2 separate regions of the Homo sapiens genome follow, and region 2 is linked to region 1. Evidence: chromatin contacts called from ENCODE Hi-C or POLR2A ChIA-PET data. All regions are on one chromosome and are shown on one strand. Each heading gives the region's core, a stretch centred on a gene start or an enhancer-like site at or near the end of the contact. The rest is flanking DNA. Distances are from core to core; before and after follow the strand shown. Region 1 overlaps RBFOX2 (RNA binding fox-1 homolog 2). Region 2 holds the start of APOL5 (apolipoprotein L5).

Evidence for each region. Hi-C counts contacts between places; a loop is a spot of excess contacts on that map. ChIA-PET counts read pairs that join two places held with the same protein, here RNA polymerase II (POLR2A). Pooled maps may share reads with other maps.
Region 2: a pooled map shows a loop between it and region 1 (3-fold over the local background). The contact joins the promoter of APOL5 here to the enhancer-like site in region 1. A Hi-C loop is called at or near these places in 1 of 168 maps with a recorded cell type or tissue (OCI-LY7), 2 of 37 single-sample maps with no recorded cell type and 4 of 50 pooled maps. POLR2A ChIA-PET finds 5 or more read pairs at or near these places in 3 of 52 experiments (A549, OCI-LY7 and activated B cell).

The regions. Positions count from the first base shown.
Region 1 is chr22:35,919,776-35,924,207 of GRCh38, reverse strand. The region is part of intron 2 of RBFOX2 (RNA binding fox-1 homolog 2); the gene reads left to right. Among named protein-coding and RNA genes, the nearest start is that of RBFOX2, 110 kb to the left of the region's middle. Within about 2 kb of position 2,332, at least 14 of the 41 ENCODE cell types and tissues checked have a DNase peak (open chromatin) inside an H3K27ac peak, as active enhancers do.
Region 2 is chr22:35,715,652-35,720,175 of GRCh38, reverse strand. APOL5 (apolipoprotein L5) reads right to left here and starts at 2,304. Exons shown (of 5, transcript NM_030642.1): 1 at 2,250-2,304. The coding sequence starts at 2,304.

The DNA of each region.
Region 1 (4,432 bases), core at 1,083-3,582:
GTCTCGGCATGGGACAGGGGGTGTCCTAATGAAAAGAGGGCTAACAGGTGGAATACTGACTATGTGCAGGCACTGTATAAAGCAAGTAGTTTTTAAATCCCATTTGCAGGTGAGGAAACCAAGGCTCAAAGGGATTAAGTCATTGTCCAAGGCTATGTAGTTGTTAATGAGTGAATCTGGGTTTTAAAATAAATGTGTTAAATTCCAGGGTTGATATTTGCACTGGGCATTTATTTACTTTTATTTGAATTTTTTTTTTTTTGCATTTTACTTGCATGCTTAATTTTTCTTTGCTCAGCAGCAAACATTATGTTCCCCACTTGCTTCCCACTTGCTTCCCTATTTACTAAGGGGTGATAGTTATGTGTTATGTATCTATAGTCCTGTATAGTTTACAGGTATTGCTGTAATACCTGTAATGGGTATTGCTTTCATACCCATTCTCATTTGATCTTTGGTAAGACCCCAGTGAGTCTTTATTATTTGGGTGGGGGGGAAGGGTTTTAATCTCCATTGGCAGATGAGGAAATCAAGATTTGCAGTTTCCTGAGAGATTTGCCAAGGGTGGTAATAAGTGGCATAAAATTGGCTTTTTAAAAAAAACCAATTCCTTGGCCACAATTTATTAAAAAGGCAAATGGAATGGTCCTCCTAGAAAAGATTTGGAAGTTAGCCAGATGTGGTGGTGTGCACCTGTAGTCTCAGCTACTCTAGAGGCTGAGGCAAGAGGATGGCCTGAACCTAGGAGTTCGAGGCTTCAGTGAGCTGACTGTGCCAGTGCACTCCAGCCTGGGCGACAAAAGACCCTATCTCTAAAACAATATGGAAGTGTAAGAAGTTGGGGAAATAAAAGGAAAAAGAAAAAAGAAAAAAAAGATATGAAAGGCCTGGAGCCCTTTCCCCCATAAGGCTCTGCTGACTGGAAGACAGTTTGAAAACCAGTGAGGAATGATCAAAGAACTCTGGTGTCAGACAGACCTGAGTTCAAATTCCAGTTTGGACTGATACTTAACTTCCCTTAGGCTTACTTCCTCATTTGTAAGATGGGATGCTTTTATAGGATTGCTGATAAGTATTAGCCAAAAAACATGCCAGAAATCTATCACAGTACCTTCAGCTTCTGTGGATGCAAGGGGAGTGTGTTAGGCAGTGTAGGCTGACCCCTCACCACGTGCAGGACTCACACTAAATGTTGGGGGAAGTCATTGCTAAGACAGAGCCATAGGACTTCAAACCCAGCACTTCATACCTGACTGAAGGTTCAGGTGTCACATTTATCAATAGTTTAAAACAGGAGGGGGCAAACTTTCTGTAAAGCATCTGAGAGCATCTGGGCCATATGGTCTCTGTTAGAGCTACTCAGGAACTCTGGCACGGTAGCAGGGAAGCAGGCTTAGATTATAGTAAACAAAAGATTGTGGCTCTATTCTAGTAAAACTTTATTTGTGGGTACCGAAATTTTAATTTCATATAATTTTTATATGTCATGAAATGTCATTTTTCTTTTGATTTTTTCTTTCAATCATTACAAGATGTAAAAGCTATCTTAGCTGGTAGTCTGTGTGTGGGTTCTACAAAAACAAGTAGCCCATAGACCAAAGTCCTGATTTAGACATGTCTAGTTTTTTTTTTTTTTGAAATGGAGTCTAGCTCTGTCACCCAGTCTGGAGTGCAGTGGCGCAATCTTGGCTGACTGCAACCTCTGCCTCCCAGGTTCAAGCAATTCTTCTGCCTCAGCCTTCTGACTAGCTGGAAAATTAGCCACCATGCCCGGCTAATTTTTGTATTTTTAGTAGAGATGGGGTTTCACTATGTTGGTCAGGCTGGCCTCGAACTCCTGACCTCGTGATCTGCCCGCGATGGCCTCCCAAAGTGCTGGGATTACAGGCATGAGCCACCATGCCCGGCCTTATCAGTATTCTTAATACCAACAGAGTTTCACATTGTATTTGACACTATTTACAAACTCAGTTTATTCCCTCTGTGTGAATACTAGCCATTTCTAAAATGAAATGCAATTGTGATTTAAATTTCACATATCATTATGCTAAATGCTGTTCACTTTTTGTTCCATGGTCCTGAAACAATTAACCTGTTTGGAGATAAGCTGCAGATACAAGCACACAGAGAAGGGGACTTAGGAAAGCTGGAGGAAGGAAAGGTCTGTCTTGCCTACATATGGGCTTAGGAAAATTTTCTAACTGGAAACCTTGCCTCAAGTCTGAGTCACACTAGTGGGACTCTTGGCCCTAGGGTGGGAGGAGAAAAGGGAGGGAAGGAAGTGGCTATGTCAGTTTTTGTCAACAGAGGGCACCCAGAGCAAAGCAAGTGTTCTGTGACACAACAGAATCTGCCCCTCTGCCCCAGATGAATTTACCAGACAGGCACAGAACTTCTTGCAGTGGATTCTCTTGTCCATCTCTTCATTTGTCTGATCTGTGTCTGCATTCTCATGTTTTCTCCCATGCTGGAACCAGAATATTCTAAATGCAGTGTTAATAATTGTTATTTGCTGACTGCTTTAAGTGGAAGACCAATTCCCTCAATGTGCTGGGGTGAATTATCCCATGTTGTAAGGTTGGCCTTTTGGGTGGATGTGCAGTATTAGCTTCTAATTTAATTCAGTATCCAGTGAGCATGTATTCCTGAAATACTTTTGATGTGAAAGAGCACTTCATACCTGTATAACATGTTGTAAGAAGACTTTGTAAGTCTTATTGCCTAGAGCAGTATCCTCAAAGTGTGGCTTCAAATCCAGCCGCATCAGCATCACCTGGGAACTTACCTTTATTCATGGTCTCTGCCTCTTCCCCAGACTTACTGAATCAGAAACTCTGAGGATGGGGTCCAGTAATCTGTTTTAACATGCTTTGGTAATTCTTATACACACTCAACTTGAGAACCACTGTCATAGGGTAAAGGAGTGGAAGAGTTAAGGGCACTGGTATTTATGGAAGACTATGTGCCAAGTACTTGGCTAGGAGTTTCCTCTTCATTTTCCACATGAGAACAGCAAGCCTTAAAAGCATTAAGTGATTTGCCAAAGTCGTACATAGAATAAGTGGTAGAATAGGGATTTGAACCCTGGTTTTTCTGACTCCTGAGCCATACTATAGTGGCTGGTAAGAAAATGCTAAGAGGCGTTGCAATCTTTAAATTAATTCTTTTTTAAAAGTCCTTAAAATATTTTTTTAAAACAAAAGTAATTTGCATTCATTGAAGAAAATTTAGAATATACAGCAGATCAAAAGAATAGAATAAAATCTGCCTTAATATATTTAACTTTATCTTAACGTTTTGTTGTTGATTATCTTGTTTCAGCGTAACTCTGTTTGCATATATACACATTTTAAAATTCCTTACCAGATGTCAATCATATTGTGTAAACTTTTGTAAAATGCCTCCAGCTCAGGCCTACTTTATTATAAACATCGTTTCATGCCATTAGCTATGTCTGCTGCATCATTTCATGGCTGCCAAGTAGTCCCTTGTAAGGTTGTAAGCTTTTTTATCATAATTCTTGCTAAAGTCCGTCTTGTTTTGATTTCATGATATGCTTTTAGGAAGAATAGGATACTGAGTGCTTTGGTACTATGGGTAAACAATTTGTCCAGAGTGGCTTAAAGTATAAAATTAAGGCAGTAAGCAGATTTTGGTTGAGAAGGGGACATGGAACTGGAAAGGCAATACTAAACATGTTTGAGGTTAAAGTGAGCCCAGAAATAAGAAAACAAATTGAAGTAAAAAAGCCAAAGTATCAGGAATAGACTGGGATCTGTGAGTTAGATGGGTTAGAACAAATAGGAATACTGATGGTGAACAATTTGATGGCACCAACAGCCTGCTTTTATTGTTGGCTTTTTGACATAGAGGCTGAGCTGCCGAATGACAGCATGAGAAAAACTGGGCATAAGACTTCCATAAATAGCAGTTATTATTTATTGAGGACCTTCATGACCAGGCATCATATTAATCATTTAATTTTTATAATAACCACATGCAATTAGATACATTAGTTTTCCCCATTTTACAGCAGTGGAAACTGACAGTGACATTTAAAGTAACTTGGCCAAATGCTTTGATTGGAACCAAATTAGTTAAAACTCCCAAACCTGTGCTTTTATGCTGTCGTTTATCCTCATTCTTTTTTTCATGGTGTGGCAGGTGTTTAGCCACTATTCTGTGTATATGTATTGTTTTACTATGTGAGCTGGGACAGAAGGAGACTAGGTGTGTAAGAAAGGACACTAAAGTCCACTAGAGTGGAGGTGGACTTGAAGAACAAAACAAAACTAATAGCCCAGTCGTTTTCGTAGGAAAGGTGTAAACCTGAGCTAGATAGTGCAGTGAGCAGAGGATGGGAATAGCAAAGTGAATCATTGATAGGAAGGAGCAGGCAGGCATTTGGAAACAAGGGATGGCTAGAAGAATC
Region 2 (4,524 bases), core at 1,055-3,554, 200 kb after region 1:
GTGAGGACAAGCATTTCTGCTTTCGCTCCCAAATGCTGCATTTTCTAAGACCACTCTGGCCCGCCATATCCCCACCTAACAGGCAGACACACACAAGTAGCTGGACATCGAGAGGAACACACAGGAAGAAGAATACACCGGCGGATGCTGACAGGTCATCCACGGCTGAATGACATGGAATTTAGCCAAAGGCAGTTGGAGGAGAACCGCTGAGTGGCCCAAATCCAGGGGAAGACCACCTTCCCACTCCATCCCCTTTCTGGCTCCCCATCCATCTGCTGAGAACTACACTCGATAAAACCTTGCACTCACTCTCCAAGCCCACGTGTGATCCAATTTTTCTGGCATACTAGGGTTAGAACCCTGGAGTACAGAAATTAGACCCTCTGCTTTGTCCTTCCGATAAGCTCACTGGGGCTCGGGAGCTGCAAACACTCAACCCTAGATGGGGCTGCTGTGGGGTCGGAGCCCACGCTCCCCAAGACCTGCCGGTCCGCATGCTCCCCCTAGGGGTTTGAGCCGCAGGGCACCGAAGAAGTGAGCCACACCCCGTTTTATACTGTGCAAGGGGGATAAGGGAACTTTTCCCATTTCGTTAAGTCACAAAAGTCTTCTGAGAATCATCCAACAACACAATGATAGGCACCAAGACAATCGGGGCCATGTTAATTGATAACATTTTTAACTTGGGAGCAAGTGAACGCTCATTCTGTCCAGTGCCTATCATCTATAGCCCTGAGAGAGGCACAGTCCAGTCCCTGCTGAATGACACCTGCCTGATGACAAGGCTCGTGGGCGGGATGGTGGTTGGTTTTACCCAGGCAGGCAACACAGCAGAGTCCACCTTGTTCAGACACTCTCTCTCACATTGCAGCTTCTTTTGTTGCTCAAAAATCACTTTAAATGTATTTTCAATATAATTTGACAAAAAGATAGTCAAATTTGACAAAAAATATAATTTGACAAAAATCACCCCTAGTTCTCCTGCAACATAACTATTGATTTCATTCTCTACTTCCCGTTATTTTTCAAATCCGTATTATTTTTCGCATGGCTTTTATACTTATAATGGTGTGTCCTGTTTTTATTTATTATTATTATTTATTATTATTATTATTTTTGAGACGGTCTCACTGTCACCCAGGCTGGAATGCAGTGGTGCGATCTCGGCTCACTGCAACCTGCGCCTCCTGGGTTCAAGTGATTCTCCTGTCTCAGCCTCCCGAGTTGTTGCAATTATAGGTGCGCACCACCATGCCTGGATAAGTTTTCTATTTGTAGTAGAGATGGGGGTTTCACCATGTTGGCCAGGCTGGTCTCAAACTCCCAACCTCAGGTGATACATCTGCCTTGGCCTCCCAAAGTGCTGGGATTACAGGCATGAGCCGCTGTGCCTGGCCACGTGCCCTGTTTTTAAAATGTAATGTTATACAAGTATTTTCCATCTTGCTATACAGTTGTTATAACTATTATTTTTGATGACTCTATGCTATTTCCTTAAGAGAAGATGTATTGTCATGTTTATAGAAACACTCCCTTATCATGGCACTTTGGCGTCTTTTTTTTTTTTTTTTTTTTTTTTGAGACGGGGTCTCTGTCTGTTGTCCAGGCTGCAGTGCAATGGCGCGATCTCCCAGTTCAAGCAATTCTCCTGCCTCACCCTCCCGAGTAACGGGACTACAGGTGTGCACTACCAGCCTGGCTAATTTTTTGTATTTTTAATAGAGACAGGGTTTCACCATGTTGGCCAGGCTGGTCTTGAACTCCTGGCCTCAAGTGATCTGCCCATGTTGGCCTCCCAAAGTGTTGGGATTACAGGCATGAGCCACTGCGCCCAACCGTGCTTTGGGGTCATAACAGTTTTGATATCCAGATGAGTTCTTTGATAATGTCGCCACCTTGTCCTGCCTGCTGCCTCTACTTTAACCAGAAATGGAACCAGTGATTGACCCCTTCCCCGCTGCCACACTGCTTCAAGCAGGGGCTTAAAGAGCTGCTTATGTTTTTAGTTAAACTTTACATTTTTAGTTAAACTTTACAAAGGAAGTTATTTGATGTAGTATTTTCAAACCTGAGCAATTGAGAGGGTCTCATGATATCTCCCTCATTAAAACCAAGGATCTGCTATATCTCCACCCAGCAATAGCATATGGTGGGTATAAAAAATAGTGTAACGTATTTTTTCTATTTCTGGGACAATTTGTACAACGTGAGAATTGCTTGTTTTCTGAAAGCTTAAAAGAACTTACCAGGTAACACCTTGGAACCGGGAACTTGCAAATTTCCTTGTTTGCCACATGGCATGCTTTAGATTTTTTAAAATTTAAGCTTATAATATGATTAATAAATATGACTCCCTTCTCCATGCCTGAAACCTGTCTCTCCCAGTCCTCACCTATTTTTTTTTCTTTTCTTTTCTTTCTTTTTTTTTTTTTTTGCGATGGAGCTTCTCTCTGCTGCCCAGGCTGGAGTGCAGTGGTGCAGTCTCAGTCACTGCAACCTCCACTTCCCAGGTTCAACTGACTCTTCTGCCTCAGCCTTCTGAGTAGCTGGGATTACAGGTGCCTGCCACCATGCCTGGCTAATTTTTGTATTTTTAGTAGAGACAGGGTTTCACCATGATGGCCAGGCTGGTCTCAAACTCCTGACCTCAGGTGATCCGCCCGCCTTGGCCTCTCAAAATGCTGGGATTACAGGCGTGAGCCACTGCGCTCAGCTGCTATGGCTTTTGGAAGGATGATTTAGGGTATCTTTCTTTTTTTTTTTTCTTTCATTTGGAGATGGTCTCATTTTGGCACCTGGGCTGGAGTGCAGTGACACAATCTCGGCTCACTGCAGTAACCTCCCGGGCTCAAGTGATCCTCCTGTCTTAGCCCCCCAAGTGGCGGGGACTACAGGTGTGCACCACCACACCCAGCTAATATATATATATATATATATTTTTTTTTTTTTTGTAGAGATGGAGATTCACCATGTTGCCCAGGCTAATCTCTAACTCCTGAGCTCAAACAATCCACCCTCCTTGGCCTCCCAAAGTGCTAGGATTACAGGTGTGAGCCACTGCACCTGGCCTTCTTGGGATGTCTCTTAACATGAGAAGTACATGTGCCTGACACTCAGCATCCCACCTCTAGAAATACACCCACCACGGACACAACACAACGGCACAACACAACACAACAGACAAACGTGTATGGATGTTCATCCAGTTATTTGAAGTTGTATAAAGAAATGGAAACAATTTGAAAAATCCATGCCGGGGACTGTTTACATGAAAATAGAGCAATACAAAATAAAGGTTTATGGATGTGAAAAGGAACGAGGCAAATCTATGTACAACTGACCTAGAAAGAGGTCCAGGATATATTAAGTAAAAGAAAAGAGGTTGAAGAATATGTTCTTTATATTCTTTTCTTATTTTTTTTAAGTACTATATATGTGATGTAGGAGTAGGGGAATATTCTCGAAGGAGATACACCAAATGTGAACAGGCTTAGCTCAGGGAGGGAGATTTAGGGCTAGGGTGACAAAATACTTTTGCACTTTTCACTCATCTATATTATTGAGCTTTGTTACCAAAGTAACTTGTTAGTTTTATAATAAAAGCCAATAGAAGCCAGGCACGGTGGCTCACGCCTGTAATCCCAGCACTTTGGGAAGCTGAGGCAGGTGGATCACCTGAGATCAGGAGTTCGAGACCAGCCTGGCCAACAAGTCTCTACTAAAAATACAAAAATTAGCCAGGCGTGGTGGTGGGCACCTGTAATCCCAGCTACTCAGGAGGCTGAGGCAGGAGAATCTCTTGAACCCGGGAGGCGGAGGTTGCAGTGAGCTGAGATTGCACCACTGCACTTCAGCCTGGGTGACAGAGCGAGACTCTGTCTCAACAACAACAAAAAGCCAATAGAATAAAAAGATTTTAGTAATGAGATTTATTATTCATTATTTTATCATAAAATCTCCCACTTGTACAGTAATGCATTTGGTGCAGGGAATGCTGCCAAGTACATGGTAAGACAAAATCTGACAAATTAATACTGTTAAATGTTAATATTGTTTTCTTTTTTTGTTGGTTCTATGTAAGTTTTTCTAACTTGTTATTTTGGCCTTTTGTGTCCTATTTATTTCAGGTTATCTCTTGGATGTAGAAAATTACTCAGATCTGATTTTGACCCAATTTGATACTTTTCTTAATGTTATTCATATTCATATTAATTATTTTTTGTTATAATTATTCAACTTTGATTTGTCCCATTATTTTAGGCATTCTGCTTTTTATTTCTTTGCTCTCTTCCTATGCTCTACATAGATAGGTACAGTGCAGAGGTTTCAGCTGATGCAGTGAGTGGTTTATTGTGGCAGCCCGGAGCTTCACCTTGAAGGCAGAGATGTGTGTTATCTGCGCTTTCCTGCCTACTCTGTGTATACCCAGTAAATGACAGATACAGAACAACACTTAGAATAAGACCTCATCATTCATGACACTAAGTTTTGTTTTTTTATGTATGTATGTATATATTTATT